Regions from separate parts of the Homo sapiens genome. Here region 2 is linked to region 1. The links are chromatin loops, found by intact Hi-C in ENCODE. Cell type or tissue: PC-3. All regions are shown on one strand. Links, peaks and the distances in the headings refer to the core of each region. The heading gives the core; the rest is flanking DNA. Region 1 overlaps LRMDA (leucine rich melanocyte differentiation associated). Region 2 overlaps LRMDA (leucine rich melanocyte differentiation associated).

Region 1 (9,241 bases), core at 820-8,819:
AAAGACATGGAATCAACCCTAATGCCCATGAATGGTAGACTAGATAAAGAAAATGTGGTACATATATACCATGGAATACTACGCAGCCATAAAAAAGAACAAGATCATGTCCTCTGCAGGAACATGGATGAAGCTGGAGGCCATTATCCTTAGCAAACTAACACAGGAACAGAAAACCAAATATCACATGTTCTTACTGATAAGTAGGAGCTAAATGATGAGAACACATGGACACATAAGAGAGGAAGAACAGACACTGGGGCCTACTGGAGGGTAGAGGTTGAGAGGAGGGAGAGGATCAGGAGAAGTAACTAATGGATACTAGGCTCAGTACCTGGGTGACAAAATAATCTGTACAACAAACATCCATGACAGAAGTTTACCTATATAACAAACCTGCACATGTACCCCTGAACTTAAAATAAAAGTTAAAAACAAACAAAAGAAGGTTGGAACAAGTACCATTTTAACAAAGAACCAAGCAGGTTTGGGAAAATGTCCAAAAGGAGGCCTTTGTCCATGGTTTTGACTGAGAACTCAACCTAACAGACAGCCTCATGCCTGGTACATAGAAAATGACCCATAAATATGTGTGGAAGTTAGGATAAATTGCCCTTCACATCGGACAAATGATCAGTGGGTGGAGTCTCTCAGGAATTTCCCCTTGACAGTTATCTGACACTGAATCCTGCCTAACCGCTACAAATGCCCATCATTGTTTACTTCATTATTTCTTCTTTCCCTCTGTATTCCCACTGAATATTGGTCTAGAAGGGCAAGAACCATACTGTTTGTTCACCAACCTACCCAAAGCATCCAGCATAGCCTCTCGATACCCACTGAATATGTGCTGAATGAGTGTGCTGATATGGTTTGTTTGTGTTCCCACCCAAATCTCATCTTGAATTGTAGCTCCCACTATCCACACGTGTTGTGGGGGGGACTTGGTAAGAGATAATTAAATAATGGGGGCGGCTACCCTCATATTGTTCTCATGATCATGAGTTCTCACGATATCTGGTGGTTTTATAAGGGGCTATTCCCCTCCTTCACTCATTCTTCTCTCTCCTGCTGCCATGTGAAGAAGGATATGTTTGCATCCTCTTCTGCCATGATGGTAGGTTTCCTGAGTCTTCCTCAGCCAATGAGGAACTGTGAGTCAATTAAACCTCTTTTCTTGGCTGGGTGCAATGGCTCACGCCTGTAATCCCAGCACTTTGAGAGGCTGGGGCTGGCAGATCACTTGAAGTCAGGCATTTGAGGCCAGCCTGGCCAAAATGGTGAAACCCCGTCTCTACTAAAAATACAAAAGCTAGTCAGGTATGGACGTGCATGCCTGTAGTCCCAGCTACTTGGGAGACTGAAGCAGGAGAATTGCTTGAACCCAAAGGCAGAGGTTACAGTAAGCCAAGATCACACCACTGTACTCCAGCCTGGGTGACAGAGCAAGACTCTGTCTCAAAAAAAACTCTCTTTTTGGCTGGGCATGGCGTCTCACGCCTGTAATCCCAGTACTTTGGGAGGCCGAGGCGGATGGATCATCTGAGGTCAAGAGTTCGAGACCAGCCTGGCCAACATAGTGAAACCCCATCTCTACTTAAAATACAGAAATTAGGTGGGCATGGTGGCAGGTGCCTGTAATCCCAGCTACTTGGGAAACTGAGGCAGGAGAATTGCTTGAACCTGGGAGGCAGAGTTTGCAGTGAAACAAGATTGTGCCATTGCACTCTAGCCTGGGGGACAAGAGCAAGACTTCGTCTCAATAAACAAAAACAAAAACAAATAAACAAACAAACCCTCTTTTCTTTATAAATTACGTAGTCTCACATGAGAAAGGACTGATACACGTGCCCTTTGTTCACTGTTGTAATCCATAAACTCATAAAATGATAGAGCCAAACAAGGTCTGAGTGGTGCCTCCAATTTTACAGCTGGAAAAATAAATAAATTCAATAAAAGGAATTTTTTTCAAGGCTAAAAATTAAATTAAATTAAATTGTTTCCTATTTTCCTGCAATCTGTGATGCTCATTTAAAAAATATAAACACAAAAGTATTGTGGGATCTACAAGGAAGGTCACAGAACCTTTCTCTGAATATTTTAGATCACAGATTGGCAAACTTTTCCTGTAAAGGGCCAGATAGGAAATATTTCATTCTTTGCAGACCACACATGGCCTTCACCACATATCTCAAATATTCTTTGTTTTTTGGGTGGTTTTTTGCCACCTTTTACAAATGTAAAAAGCATTCGTAGCTCATATGTAAAAACAAACAAACAAAAAACAAGCCACTGGCCATATTTGGTTTATGGGCTGTAATTTGCCAACCCCTATTCTAGAAAAAACAGGTGGACACTGTCTTTCTCGAGACTACTCATTGGGTAGTAAAATAAATACCTACTCTACCCTCTCTGCCAGCTCTATAATATGATGGAACTGAGAAAAGTAAATCTAAAAAATTCTCAGTTTTAATCATTAAATCATCAGTGGACATTTCAATATCTGACAAAACAATAATGTTTTAGTAAAAACACAAAGCCTTTGTGTTCAGTCTCCTATGCAGGAAACTCACCTTGGGACCTAGAGCAAATTCCTTACCTCTGATTTCTCATCGGAAAAAAAAATCAAACATTTTAATTAAATGATTTCTAAAGAGGCTTCCAGACTTGGTTCTCTGAGAGTCCATGAATTTTCCTAGGAAACTTCAGAGGGTTGTTTAAGGAAGTGTTTCAAAATGAGCTCACAATATTAAGAAAAACTCATTGGAATAATTGTCACCCTGTCTAAAGGTTTCCAGAAAAGCAAATGGCCCTTTTTTGCCCTGACTAAATCTCCCATCAGAGAATATGGCATTCCAGTGACTTTGGCTAAATGTGCAGTCATGAAAAACAGAGACAATGGATTCATGAGACTCATCTTCAGAAATAAAAGATGTGGACTTTTCAGTGGTCATCTTAGGAAGGAAGCAGATACTACAGCCCAGAAATCAAAATCATAATTTCCTGTGATCTCAGAATCTTTTTGACTCTACCATAGTTCACATTTTTGTGATCTCCAAAGCTATTAGCAGTAAAGTTAATTAAAATGCATCTTCCTGATCCTTAATTTTATACCACCGTAATTCCTTAAAGCAACAAGGGTCTAGCTAAGCCAAGTATGAATTACATAGAAAGATGTCTTCTGTCTACTACATGCACGTGCACAGTAATGCTTTATGTATAGCATCATTTTCTTCAAGTTGAAAAAAAAAGTTTACTTTCTGTTTTTCTCCAATCAGTAAAACAGTCTATGGTAAATGCATATCACTTCCATTGATTTACCACACATACATTTAGAATTGAATGTGACTGCCTGGGACTCATGTTAAGCAGGATTAATAAAAAAAGTCCCATCCTGCATAGTCAGAAACCCTTGGTCCCACTCAGATTTCTCTACACACTCAAGCTCCCTAAAGATAAATGAGCTTTATACCACAGAAAGGAAACAGGTCATTTATCTGACATCACATTATTTACTGACATTAAAAATGATAATATCCATCAACAAGCAGCCAAACCCCAAGTGGGTCACACAGAGAACAAAGCTGCAACTGTCTTTTCTTTGATATAGTTACAAGGAGACGCTGACTGAGCTGCCATTTATGTTCCAATAATGTCACTATTGTCACAAGAAGCTCACGTTTTAATAATATTCACATAATTTCCCATGTGCTTATTTGGAACCAAGGATCTGTGATTTGTTCTTTTCTGAACATTTAATAAAATTAAAATCTGGAATTATAGCAACAGACCTATAAATATGATTTGCTTTGGGAGATTTTTCATTTTTAGAATATGTATCTTTCCCTTTCATTCCTTTCTTTTAAAAATAATGCCATTATCTATAATCATCATAACAACACAACAAGGTAGGTAGTGATCACCTGCATTTTCTACATAAATAATCTGAGGGGCTGATATAGTTTGGATGCGTGTCCTCCCCAAATCTCATGTTGAATTGTAATCCCAGGATTAGAGGTGGGGCCTGGTGGGAGGTTATTGGATCACGGTGATGGATTTCTCACAAATGCCTCAGCACCATCTTCTTGGTACTGTTTTTGCAATAACAAGTGACTTCTCATGAGATCTGGCTGTTTAAAAGTGTGTAGCATCTCCCTCTCTCTTGCTCCTGCTCCCACTATCCACCTGCTCCCCTTTCACTTTCTGTCATGATTGAAAGCTTCCTGAGGCCTCCCCAGAAGCCGATGGCTGTGTTATGCTTCTGGTACAGGCTGCAGGACTGTGAGCCAATTAAATGTCTTTTCTTCGTAAATTAGACAGTCTCCAGTATTTCTCTGTAGCAATGCGAGAATTGACTAATACAGGATCAAAGAGGCTTGTTAAATAAATTGCCCAAATTCATAGGGCTAGTAAATGGTAGATTTGGGATTGGAACCTACTGGTTTTTCCAACTCTGCCAGCGATCTTTTCCCTTCTCTCTCTCCTTTCTTCTTCCCTCCACCTACCTACCTACCTTCAAAACAACTTTTGTTCTCGTAAGCACTTTCTTGAAAGCACCTTCCCACAACAGTTTAATTCTATCCCAAAGTAAACACCACAGCACGAAGTACCTTAACAAAACCTAAGGACATGCAAATAACACTTGCAGGATTGACTAACATTTTGGGTTATTAGCTTGAACTCAAGAAAAAACACATGTAATAGTCAGAAATGACCTGTCAGCTGCAGTTATTCAGAAGTAAAGTCAAAGTTACAGTGAACAAAGACTGTAAATTTAGTTACTAAAGAATATTATTTTATACCCTAAAAAAGTTTGCTCTATGAAATGTGAGCTAAAGCTCACCCACTATTTAAAAACAGAGCGAGCAGAATCTGATTTTCTTCCCACTGAATCTGATTTTCTTTCCACTGCATTCACTGAGTAGAATCAGCAAAACAACAGCCCTTCTTTTGGTTAAATTTTCTAAGGTGCCACCACATCTAGGTCTATCTTGTTCCCCTTCATCCTCCTCTGTCCTGTTAAAAGACAGGGCAGGAAGGCCAGGTGGACAGTTTTGGACTGTTGGCCTCATCGGTGACCCTTTCTGTTCATCAACATTTGTTTCATGCGTTGTAGTCTGACTATCTTGGGCTGTGTCTTTCTAATACAGAACAGCCTGGTAGGAAAAGAAAATATGTCATATGACAATGTATTTGCCAAGATGACTCCAAACAATTGATTTCCTAAGTTTTGTTTGTTTGTTTGTTTCCCAGAACTGTCCAAACTGATGACAGCACAGACATTTCTGACGTGAAGAAGAAAGACCGGCTCTAGCACGTGACCAGCATTCTCATTTCCCACTCACATTCGGATCTCGGCTCTCAGGCTACATTCTGGTCAGGATGAATTACATGTATAATTCAAAATCAAGAAAGCTGTTCAAGTACAACGTGTGAGGCTTCTGCCAACGTTGAAATTCATTAGGAACCATGATTTTGGCTGAGCACATGGCTCTGTTTTGAGCTCTTTTATTCCGGTGTTATTGCTCATTCACTTAAAGAGAAATACGTGAGTCAGAGACAAGATCTCTTTCCCTTTTCATGTTTCTCCAATTTATCTCCCTTGGCATAATAAATATCTCAAGCCAAAGACTGGAGAGTGTTGTCTTGTTTCCCTCTGTTTTTCCCATTATCTCAGTTATCTCTCGTTTATTTTTTAGTCTTTTCTCTTATCGCAACCGTTTCTCGGGACATCATAAAAGTTGGAATGAGTAACCTCCCACCCCTTGCGGTTGCTTGCGGGTGTTTCAGGCCCCCACACTCTCAATCACGTGGCTTGGTTGCTTTGACATGTTTGGAAAGAAAAAGAAATCTTAGATACACCTCAACTAGAACTGATGGCTCAACGGGGGACTGCTTTTCATAAATAAAAATTACTCTTTGTACGAAACTTCCTCCAGTAAGAAAATAATTGTAAGCAAAACCTGCTTATGTACCCTTTCTTGCTCTGGCCAGTGTAGAGAGTCCAACCTATCATGGTCTCAATGAGATAGATTGTAAACAGCACTGGATAAGGAGCATTGGTTCTAAAACTATATTTTAAGGCCAATTTTTTAAATTTGGCGGGAGTATTTCAAAAAAATTGTAAGTATAGAGACTACAGTATAATGAGCCCTCTTGTATCTATAAATCAACACACAGCTAATCTAGTTTCAACTATATCTACTCACATCTATTCCCTCTTCTCCCAAGCAAATTTTTTTTGAATGAATCCCAGACATCAAATAATTTCTTCCATACATACTCTTAGGTACCTCTAAGAAAAAAAATTTTAAATATAACCACAATTGTCATACCTAAAAAAGCTTATAATTACTGTTATCAAATATCCAGTCAGTGTCAGATTTCCCTGATCATTTCAGTCTTTTTTTTTACATTAAGAACTTTTTACTTTCAATTATAAAATATTTAAGGTCCAGAGACAAGATAAAATGACACATGTGAATCTACCACCCTAATATGTTTCTAATATTTGCTTCAGATTTCCCTTTAAAAAAAAAAAAAAAGACTTCTCTTAGAGCAGTTTTAAATTCGAAAGCAAAATTGAGAAGAAGGTACAGAGATTTCCCATATACCCCTGGGAAATGGGGGGATACATACATAGCCTCCCCCCTTATCAACATCCCCCACCAGAGTGGCACAATTGTTACACTGATGAACCTACATCAACCCATCGTTATTACTCAAAGCTCATAGTTTACATTAGAGTTCGCTTGGTGTTGTACATTCCATGGGTTTAGACAGATACATGACATGTATCAGTCATCACACTATCATACAGAGTATTTTTACTGCCCCCCAAATCCTCTGTTCTCTGCCTATTCATCCTTTCCTCCCCCATAACACCTGACAACCACTGCTCTTTGTGCTCTCTCTATAGTTTTGCCTTTTCTAGAATGACATATAGCTAGAATCATACAGCATATAACTCAGGTTGGCTTCTTTCACTTATGAATATGCATTTAAGTTTCTTCCATGTCTTTGCATGGTTTGATAGCTCATGTCTTTTTAGTGTTGAATAGCATTCCATTGTCTGCATGTACCCCAGTTTATTTCCCATCCACCTACTGAAGGACCTCTTGGTTGCCTCCAAGTTTTGGCAGTTATGAATAAAGTTGCCATAAGCACCTGAACGCAAGTTTCTATGTGGACATAAGTCTTCAACTCATTTGAGTAAATACCAAGGAGTGTGATGGCTGGATCATAAGCTAAGTTATGTTCAGTTTTCTAAGAAACCACCAAACTATCTTCCAAAGTGGCTGTCTCATTTTGTTTCCCCTCCAGAGATGAATGAGAGTCCCTAAGGCTCTACATCCTCATCCGCATTTGGTGTTGTCAGTGTTCTAGATTTTGGCTATTCTAATAGGTGCACAGTGGTATCTCATTATTTTAATTTGCATTTCCCTGATGACAGAAGATGTGGCACTCATAAAGTTTTTAATATTCATTTGGTTCAAAATAGGGTCCAAACATGGTCCATACACCAAGCACAACTCTTGATGTGCATTTCCTTATTTGAAAATAAGAATGTTAGATGGTTGTTTTATTCAGCATAATCACTTTAAGGTATATTTTTCCAAATTAAAAAATAAAGAACACGAATCAGTTTTTAAAGTTCAACATCTATGTGCATCCAGAAATAACATTGTTTTGATAATAATGGATATGAGCTTGTACATATTCTACTTACCATATGATTTTCTTTAAGTTTTATTCCTTTTGATCCATTTAACCTCTGTCTAGAATTCTATCTCATGAATAGAATGCATTTTATCTATCTAATTTCCTATTAATGAACATTTATTTTGCTTCAAATTTTTCATTATCACAAAACAATGCTATTAGTAGATATCTCTGTAATGTTACTTTATGAATATATCCAAGCTTCTTTAGGACATATACATATGTATGAGAATTTCTAGGTTATTAGAAGGAATAACATTTTTAACTCTACCACTAAATTAATTGTCCTGGAGTTGTACATCTACCAGTATGAGATAAGAATTCAGCATGATGATCTTTAAGGTTTCTTGCAGTTCTGATATTCAACAAGTCAATCCATTAAATTAGATTTTTAAAATCTAATGGTTGCATCTTTAGTAATATTGTTAGTGATATGTTACTGATTTTAACATTTTTATTAATTCTTTGTTGTTTCTTCGTAGTACGTTCTCTTTAAAAAATATATCAGTTTTCATTTCATAAGACTGAGCTTTCTACTCTAGCTAAATCACAAAGGACCATGTATTCACTAGTCTTAAGTTTGGAGAAGTAGAATAAGTGCCTAAAAACATAAATAATAATTAAAGGCAGCTATCAGCAAACCATCAGTAAAGTCTACACCTGCCATTAGTACGTAAGAAGAGAGAGGTCAAAGGGGCCTGGTTTAGAAGGTTTTATATAGGAAAGCAAAAATGAAGGTTACCAGGAAGAAGGAGGCAAAGGGGGTAGGAAAAGGAAAAGAGAATAAATGCAGGTTAAATGGTCTGTCTAAAGTACAATGTGTAGATCAAAGTCCCTAGGACATAAGATTCACATGAAAGAATGGTTAGAGATGAAGTTATAGATAGTCTATGATGGCTCTGAGGCCATCATAGAAAAGGAAAACATATTTGACCAGTCCCATATACAGTCAAATATCACATAATGATATTTCAGTCAACAATGGACCACATATAAGATGGTGGTCCCATAGGATTATAATATCGTATTTTACTGTAACTTTTTTTTTGTTTAGATACACAAATACTTACCATTGTGTTACAACTGCCTACAGTATTCTGTACAGGAACATGCTGTACAGGTTTGCAGCTCAGGAGCAATAGGCTATACCATATGGCCTAGGTGTATTGCATGCTATACCATCTAGGTTTGTATTAAGCATATACTATGATGTTCACACAATGACAAAATCACCTAATTTCATCTATCATTTCTCAGAATGTATCCCCATTGCTAAGTGACACATGCCTATACACACATACACATAATTTTTTTTATTGTCACTAATGCTAAAAAATGAGTCATTGGAGGCTCAGGCTGTCCATCTCGGAGGTCTACATTAAGCCTTCATTTAGGGTCTTTTTTTTTGTTTTTAAGAGACAGTATTTCACTCTGTCACCCAGGCTGCAGTGCAGTGGCACACTCATAGCTCATTGCAGCCTTGAACTCCTGGGCTCAAGCAATCTTCCTGCCTCAGCCC
Region 2 (9,241 bases), core at 341-8,340, 48 kb before region 1:
GAGACTCCGTCTCATAAAAAAAAAAAAAAAAAAAAAAAAATTTGGTTCAAGTGACATCTTACAGTAAAAGCACAAAATGTTGGAGTTAGAAGGGATATGGGAGATTATTTAAGCCAATTCTTTCATTGTGCAGATGAGAAAATAGTGGATTTTTTACAACGTTATGTGACTTCTGGGACTGGAACTCCGTTTTCCCAACCCCAATTACAGTAGCTTTTGTGCTATATTATGCTGTATTTTATAGCCAAGCTGCAAGTCTCAGGAGAATTATGCCTGGGAGCATTTAGTTGAAATTCAACCAGAGACACTCCTGTCTCCCTCACCTCCATGGGCCATGATGTAACATGCAACCCAGGCAGCTGGAATCCAGGCCCTGATCCAGGTAGATGTGCAGTGTCCCTAACATTGCATGACCTCCAAAGGCAATTCCCCCTAGCTATAGTTTTAATTTTTAAAAATTGCTCCACTTAAGAGTATCTCTAAATTTTAAAAGCATTACCATTAACAGGTTAGCTCAAATTGTTCCTGTCAGCTGGAGCTAGGGGAAGCTCCAATGATGTCCCCCCAGTGAATAATAATTTGTTTCAAATTTTAAAGGACAAAACTTTTTCTTGGCAACCTCCTGGAGGGAGTAGAACTATTTCCAATGCTCTTTAATATGTCTTGAAATAATTTATGAAACTTTACGAATATATTATTTCAAGAATGTGCATTTGCAGTCAAACAAAGAATAATTATTCACTGTTAGAGGAGTCCTTTGAAGGGACATTATCTTTCCTTTCATAGGTGATGGCTGAAAGAAACAATGTTTCAAAGCCACTTCCAGGTTAAAAACCTCCACTTAGGAAATGAAAGCTAATTTGATTAGAAAAGATGTTTAATTAACCACCAAGTCTATAACTGTGCCATTGAAGAGAAATCTCTATGTCATGCATTTGAATTTGAGGAGATTACAACTAACAGAGATAATTACTTTCCCTTCTCAAATGATACATGTTCTAATTTTATTAAATGGATACAACCAGGGTCTTGGGTAAAATTACCAAGGCAGCATCTTCCATTCACAACTTGATGTGGTCAAGGTACACCCCCCAATCTCATATACAGTCTGAATCACCCGACAGAGAGATGTGCCTCCAGTAACGAACACTGGTCTAGATGCCAATGCAAAGCAGGTCTGCAAATTAGCCAATGACATCCTCAAAATCATCTATTTTGTTTTTAAAAGGTGTGGCTGTAACTAAAGACTTCAAGTGATGGGAAATTCCTGAATGTTACTGAAGATCACATATGCTCAATTTGGGATGCGTTTTTGGGGTGAGATGCAAAACAGCACAGTTCACAAAATGGTGATCCATCTTCTCCCACTCATGGAGTACGAGCTCACAAAATTAGGAGGAATGGGAAGTCAGATGTGTGGCCTTGGAACAGTCAGCAATGGTGCACAAAAGGGACTGAATTTATGGACATTGCCTGATTCCTTGGCACATCCCCCCACCCCCACATTGCTTGACCAAGCCCTAGTTATTGCAAGATCCAAGTCACTTCCACCTACACTGATCTTGATCTTCTTCCATGATTATGAGCAAACTCCTTGGCACAGGATTCCCAATCCATGTGGAAGATTCTTAGTGGTCCCCACAATGTAGTACACAGATTTTCTGAAAGCTAATTTCAATATCTGAAACCAACAAATGACAACAAATAATGCATCCACTTGCAATAAGATACAAAGGCTGATAAAAACATGAAGCTTCTTTGCCTTTTGGCTGAAATTATCATTAGTTCAGTGTGGACATCCGGTTATCTCTTTCTTGTTTGCAAGAGGGCTGATTGGTAATATTCATACTTTTATTGGGGTGTGAATGAATTATTGTTCAGCAGATGTACCTTGGCAGACACTTCCTTCCAAAAAAAAGGGAGGCCCAGGAGTAGAAGCAATAATTAGAAAAAAAATCTTTTGAGTGTGAAAAATGGACCCAACAACTTAGCTGTTTCTACTTTTCCATAATGATTTTTCTTCTTTCCAAATTCTCATAGTACCTGGGAACCATAGTTAGCACTTGGTCATTTTTTATATTTCTCTATAGTTTTTTTTTTTTATGTGTGTGTGTGTGTGTGTGTGTGTGTGTGTTTTAATTTTCACACCATACAAAAAGAAAAATCTGTAGTGCAAAATCTGTATCCTATGTTAATTCTGTATTCTCCATTGTAATAAAGTTTGGTTTTAAATAATAGTCAACATTTGTAGGTTAATGGACTTGGGCTATGTTTCCTTTTGATAATCTATAAGATTCTGTGATGCTGAGAGTCTTGTTGCTGAACCAAGAAGCTAGTGAATTGGTTCCTTTTTGAACCTTTGCCCCCACATTGGTGACTTGTAGGATGTAGAGTTAAGGAGTGATGAGACAGCAACTTGAGCCGGCCACCAAAAACTACATGGAGAGCTCCAATGTCAATTCTGTGCACCAGGGAGAATCTCAGTAGTGATAACCACAGAATATGAGAACTATTTGTGAGACTCTGAAGACATTTAGCTTAGCTAAGGATACTTGGGCAAAAGGTACAGTCACAGAGCCAGTTCTCACCAACAACAAACTAAGGAATTGCTCTTTGAAGCAAACACTGCATTTCTATTTCAGATTTATGAATCTTCAAGGTTTTCTCTGTTGATATTAAAAAGACACTCCCAACAACTGATGATTCTGTACATGTCAGCCTAGCAAAACCTAAAAACCTATCTTGTGCAAGTCACCCAAGTGACATTTTGGTTTCAGCTCAGCAAACTATAAAGTAAAAAATCTAAAGTACAGTCATTCATTGTTGTAGTTTCAGCAACTGAATTCTCTCTGGCTAGAGGCTCATTGGATTTTATGTGGCTAACTCCCTGTCAAATGCTATTGGATGTGTAGTAAGACTTCTTGAGTAGTCACCTATGTGTCCAGTCTAAGGCAGAGTGGAAGAAAGACTCAAGAGAAGGCTGAATGTTTCTCATTTGAGAAATTGATTATCTAGTCAATAAGACAAGACTAGCACATATGAAAAAAAGGAGGAATGTGAGTCAGGCACTGTGAATCAAAGGAATCTGGAAAGAGGAGAGAGCACCAATGACAAGTGCAGTCCAGGAAGTCTTTCCAGAGGAGGCAACTGGGTACCAGGCTTAGTGAACTGTAGGATGTTGATAGGTGCAGACAGAGAGGAAGGACATTTCAGCCCAAGATGAGCAAAGACATGGAAGGTGAAAAGTAAAATCACATGGGGGCTAGAAAAGCAGATGAGTAAGGGGGACCCACATACCCAGGACAAAGGACAAGACAGGTGAAGTGTTGGACCAATGGAAACCCTCCAACCAGAGCACAGGAGACTGTCTGTGAGTGGGTGAGTTAGAGGTTAAAAAGGCTATCACATGCAGAAGTTTCCAAACCATTTTTAAGCAACTTTTAGAATAAAACTCTTAGACATCCAATAAATAAATTAAAGCAGAACCTTATCCTCCAGATGTCCCTCCAACACACATACGCAGTGGAGTCCCTGATGTTCCTTTGAGGAATCCAGGAGAACAAAGTTTGATAACCATTAAGGTCTAATCTCCTCCTCCTCATTTGTTAGAGATGCGGAGAAACTGAGTCCAAAGAAATCAAGTGACTTCATAGAAGGGTGATGAATCTCTGCAATCCTGGTCATTTTCTGTTCCTCTCTTTCTTCCTCTCGCCCCTACCCCCTGCACCACCACTGTTCCCACTAACCCACAAATAACTGTCAGCCATAATATTGGCCACCGCCATTTCAATATATATATCCCAAACATCTGCTCACATCTTTTTATATCTATGGATACAATTTCAGCATCCTTGATGAAAAATTAATTCAACAGATGTTTACTGAGCACTTACTATGTACAGTACACTCAGAGGATGAGTCAGACTTGGACCCACCCTTCAGAAACACTGCCAGGCAGGAAAAAAAGAAGTGTGAACAGGGTGGGTAAACTGCTGAATTATGTATTTGTGATTCTTTGCTACTTTGCATTCCATTCCTACTTTTAATTCGAATGCAATCATTATTTAGCTCGAGGACTGCCTCTTCCCCACCTCCACCCCCTGCTTGTTGTAGTAGCAGGGCTTGAAACCATGGTATAATTAACATAATTAAAGTATTAATAAAGATTGAAGGGGTTGGACACTGTGTGAAATGCTTAATTTTGTGTATTTTTAACTGATTGAATGTTTAGGTTTGCATTTCAGCTGTCACCCAAATTATGTGTAATTAAGCCAAAGCTCGGATCTGCCTGTCTCATTCCCGGTGCGGATGGCAGACAGATCTGATTCTGGGGAGAAGGTGGTAAATCTGCCCACTCATTTGTAGCTATGCGCTTTTACACTTTTTATGCATCTCCTGCCTTTTCCCAGTTCATTCATTGATCAAATTATCCCATTAGCATGGAATGAAGAATAGATAGCTACAGTGGAAAATAAGTCAAATGCTTTCAAAATATTCCCTGGCTCCTACTCCCCACCCCAGCATCCTGCCATCTCTCCCTGGATAGTGTCCCCATGTGCTGGTGCTATAGGACACTCTCTCAGAGTACACACAATGGATGTTCATACAGGATTGTACGTGATACATCAGCAATGGAAGCAGCCACAAATCCGAGGGGCTGGCTCCATGTTCAGAGAGACACCCTTCTTTGGAACAAAAATCATTTAAAGAAGTCATTTACAAGACACTTTAGAAGAGATCAAATCCTTATCTTGATATTGAAGGAGAGATAACTCAAAGCAAGGACCCCAGAAATCAACCACTACATACAAAAGAGCTCTGCAGGTGTTTGTATGGATCATGGTAACATCCAGTCCCTCACAGGAGCCATGGATCACGTACAATATACTAATTCTTATGCCGTCAATCCAGAGAGAGAAGAAAACACCCCCAACAGAAGACGAAGGCCCAGAGGGAAACATGAGCAGCAAGTTCTCAGCAGGCCACAGCAGTCACACAAGGAGGCGACCTGCATAGGGAAGCCTGGGTCTCAGCTGGGCCTGGAAAGATGAGTCAGATGTATCTAGGAGGCTGTGAGGAGGGGAACAGGACTGAGCAAATGCTCAGAGGCACGGAAGCACAGTCTGTTTTTAGGTGAGAGTGACTCTCCTTAGCTTATTAGGGGAGACAGTTTGTGTGAAAGGCAAGTTTTTTTTTATTTTATTCATTTATTTTTCAGATGGAGTTTCACTCTTGTTGCCTAGGCTGGAGTGCAGTGGGTGTGATCTCAGCTCACTGTAGCCTCTGCCTCCTGGGTTCAAGTGATTCTCCTGCTTCAGCCTGCTGCGTAGCTGGAATTATAGGTGCCCACCACCACACCTGGCTGATTTTTGTATTTTTAGTAGAGACAAGGTTTCACCACATTGGCCAGGCTGGTCTTGAACTCCTGACCTCAGGTGATCCGCCCTCCTCGGCCTCCCAAAGTGCTAGGATTACAAGTGTGAGCCACCGCACCCAGCGGAAAGGCAAGTTTTAAAAGCAAAGCTGAGGCAACACCAGTGCCGAGGGCCTGGAAAGCCATACTGAGCAGAGTGTGGTGAAAGGGCCTGGGAAAAATATGGGATTGGTGGTCTGGATAGGCACAAGCAGAGGGGAGGACATGCTTGCTGGGTTGGTTTTCCATGGCTGCTCTAACAGATTACCCTGGGCTTCACTGCTGAATGCAATGCACATGTGTTTCCTCCTATTTCTGAAGGTCAAAAGCCAGTGGGCACAGCTGGTTTCCCCGCATTGAGTCTGACAAGGCCAAAATCAAGTTGCTGGCTGGACCAGGCTCTGGGGTAGAATCTGTCCCTTCTTAGCCCCAGTCAGGTTGCTGGTAGAATTCAGTTCCACTGGGCTCCGGGATTGAGGTCCATGTTTCCTTGCTGGCTGCCCTGTGATTAGTCCCACTTCATAGTTTTTATCCCAAAATACTCATAAACTGTTGCCCCCCGCCAATTTCCAGTTTAGGGTTTCTTTAAAATGGAGCAGAGTATAAAGACCCTTGAAAGGCAAACTGAGCACAGGCTACTTTAGATGATAAAGTTCTGCCTTTCTTGTTTTAAGCTCTCTTGGCCTGCTCTCATATAATTTGTTGGCTTCCTTTTTTTAAAAAAACTCGGTAACATTTGCTTTATGAAATTTTTCCAAAGCATTTAACTCAGTGATCATAAAATGACAGCTCTTTAGTCTTGTACCCATAGTTCGTTGGTTTATATAATATTTAATTGAACTATGTTTACCAATCTTGTACAAGAAAAACTGGCATAAACAAGTTTGGGAATAAACGTAACTGCATCTTGGTGAGAGCAGCTGAGTATGGAAGGTCTAGAGGGAGGTGCCTTCTCACTGGGAACAGGAACACCAGTGGACATACTTTTTTTTTTGAGATGGAGTCTCGTTCTGTCACCCATGCTGGAGTGCAGTGGCCTGATCTCGGCTCACTGCAACCTCTGCCTCCCGGGTTCAAGTGATTCTCCTGTCTCAGGCTTCCAAGTAGCTGGGATTACAGGTATGTGCCACCACGCCCAGCTAACTTTTGTGTTTTTAGTAGAAATGAGGTTCCACCATGATGGCCAGGCTGGTCTCGATCTCCTGACCTCAGGTGAGCTGCCTGCCTTGGCCTCCCAAAGTGCTGGGATTACAGGCATGAGCCACCACACCCGACCACCAGTGAGCATATTTTATGGAGGGGACAGAGGAGGTGGAAAAGGCGAGATGATCCCATTGGATAGGTAGGGGTGGATAAAGAGGGCTTCCACTAAACAGGAAGTGACTCACATGACTATGTGCAGAAGTCACACACACTGGGCATTGTTTTTTAAAAAATCACCCCATCCCCCAACCAAAAATAAATACTTAAGTCAGTAATAATGTGGCATGTTTCTCAACTAACAGGACAAAGTTAAAGGCAAAATGGCAGCTCACACTCCCAGCCCCCTTCCCAGGGCTTCACAGACGTAGGATCCCTGAACTAGCTGAGACTTGTGGCAGTGGTCCTCAGTCTTAGAAACAGAATGTCTTAAAGGCTAGTCAGAGCTTGAGAAAGTCAGAATCGACCAGATAGAGGCATCTACTGCGGTCACTTGTAATTATTCTCTTCCCCCTGGTAAAGTGTATCTAAAACAGCTCACTGTTCAGAGCAAGTGTTTTGATCAATTATGTACAATGGTAGGTTAGCACCTTCATGGGTTTCCCCGGCTGATTCATTACCCCTGTTGTGGCACAGAGTAGCATTTCAAAGTGCCAATTAGTAAGTCAGACAGGCTTGAGTTTGAATCCCAGCTCTGCCTGACCACCTTGCTGTGAGCAAATTACTTAACCACCACAAACTGCAGTTTCCTCCATATGAAATGGAAATGATGACGCCTATGTTTACAGAATTGTTGTGGCCACTGAATGCGATGATGTGCACAAAGCAGTTTCTGTAGAGCGTTTGGCGCATAGCAAGCCCCGGACAAATGGGCACTGACTCTTTAAGGAGATAGGTAGGCTCTGATTTGGGAGGGGTGGAATTTAGCCACAGGGAACCAACCTCAGTGCAGGGGCTGCATGAAAGTCTGGGGCAATCGGAGGTATGCCAGGCATGAGAGGGGAAAGTGGTTACTGGATAGTCCCATCTCCCTTGACAATTTTGCTCAGTGCTGACCCAGTCTTTAACTTGGGAGCCTCATGGATCCAGAAATTTATGATTAACACAGCCCACACAGCTGCCTGGAAGAACGAGAACTTCCCAGAGTCCCACAAAAGGCATTCACAGCCAGTTCACCTGTATTTTCATGCAGCCATGCAACAGATATGGATTACATGCCTGCTCTGTGTTAGGGGCTGAGGACACAGAGGTGATCACAAGGGGTGTAAGATCCTCCAGGAGTTCCCAGTCCAGAAAGGAAAACAGACATGCATACTTTCCTGTACTACTGTAATTTATTAGAGGCATAAGTAAACAGAAGGTACAGTACCTAATCCTACCTGGGGAAAATGAGGAATGTTTCCCAGAAAAGATGCCATGTGAGCAAGCTTATGAAAGGTGACAGGAGTTTGATGTGTGAGGAAAGAGAGAAAAAGCATTCCAGGCAGTGGGACAAGCACAACGTCGTAAGAGGTTCCAACCTGTTCTGAGAACAGTGAGAGGGTCAGGGTGGATAGAACGGTTAGTAGCTGGAGATGAGGCAGCACAGTCCCACTGCTGAGTTCAGCTCCTGGAGGTTAAACTCCCTTTCTCTTAGGTCATCATCGACAAAATCAAGAAACCAATCCAGATGCGTCTTTTGATCGACGGGAGGAAGGAGAGGATGTGTGCCTTTCATCGTCCCAGTGGATGATTATCTAGGCCAATGCTTCTCGAGTTTCCCATGCGTATGGGTCACTGGGAGGTTTTGTTAAAAGGTGGATGCTAATTCAGTAGGTCTGGGATGGTGGCCTCAACGATTCTGCATTTCTGACAGGCTCCCTGGTGATGCCAATGTTGCTGGCCCAAAGACCCCATTTTCAGTAGCAAAGATCTGCATATCCTACCACCAGCCAACTTCCCCCAAGAGTTACTTCACAACAGGAAGGCCCAGCATCTCTACACTGGTACAATCCACCCACTGGAATAGCTAAATGAAACACCACTCTCTGCCATCTAGAGCATACTGACAATTTCTCCTCAACCTCCTCCCCTTCACCCCGCACCCCCACAAAGAAAAGTAATTTAGGGAATAATAATCCTATATTTTCTAACTTTCTCAGTAGCATTATGATTCAGACAATTCTCCAAACGTTCCCACCCTTTATCAATTTGGAATGTGAATGAGACATCTGACCCAAATTTCCCAATTTCCTGTAGCTGAGCCTCAAGGTAGAAGTCTGAACATTCTCACTGAGCAACTCTTTGGATTTCCAGTTTCAGACAGAAAAACATGATTCTCTTTCATTTTAAGCCATTAAAGTCTGGGAAACTTTACTTCACATTACTGAACTTGGGATCAAACAAAATTGCCTGGGGTGGATGATGGGGTCTGTTTTAAGAATTGAATCCACCTCGAAACCCAGGATATATCCTTCTTTATATGGAGAGACACAGAAGAGGCACCCCATCTGGTCTGTGTTTTCACCCCAAGATTTAGGTGAAATATGCTCTTCCGGGTCCAACAACCTCTGTCCTAAGCCCCTCTGGAGGGACATCACAGCTTTCCAGAGAAAGTTACTTAGGAAGAAGTGGCTTTTCCTCTCTTTT

Evidence for each region. Peaks named below come from ENCODE experiments on the same cell type or tissue, not always from the same donor. Only the 100,000 strongest peaks of a DNase experiment are listed, where the experiment ranks them.
Region 2: a loop joins it to region 1, with 4 times the contacts of the local background. A loop is called at or near these places in 2 of 110 quality-filtered maps.

Annotation. Positions count from the first base shown.
Region 1 is chr10:76,157,510-76,166,750 of GRCh38, reverse strand. All of the region lies in intron 5 of LRMDA (leucine rich melanocyte differentiation associated), which reads right to left. Among named protein-coding and RNA genes, the nearest start is that of MIR606, 610 kb to the right of the region's middle. In PC-3, for the core only: no CTCF peak of the experiment used is centred there; no DNase peak of the experiment used is centred there; H3K27me3 peaks cover 5,814 bases.
Region 2 is chr10:76,205,130-76,214,370 of GRCh38, reverse strand. All of the region lies in intron 5 of LRMDA (leucine rich melanocyte differentiation associated), which reads right to left. Among named protein-coding and RNA genes, the nearest start is that of MIR606, 660 kb to the right of the region's middle. In PC-3, for the core only: no CTCF peak of the experiment used is centred there; DNase peaks (open chromatin) are centred at 5,030 and 6,820; H3K27me3 peaks cover 3,245 bases.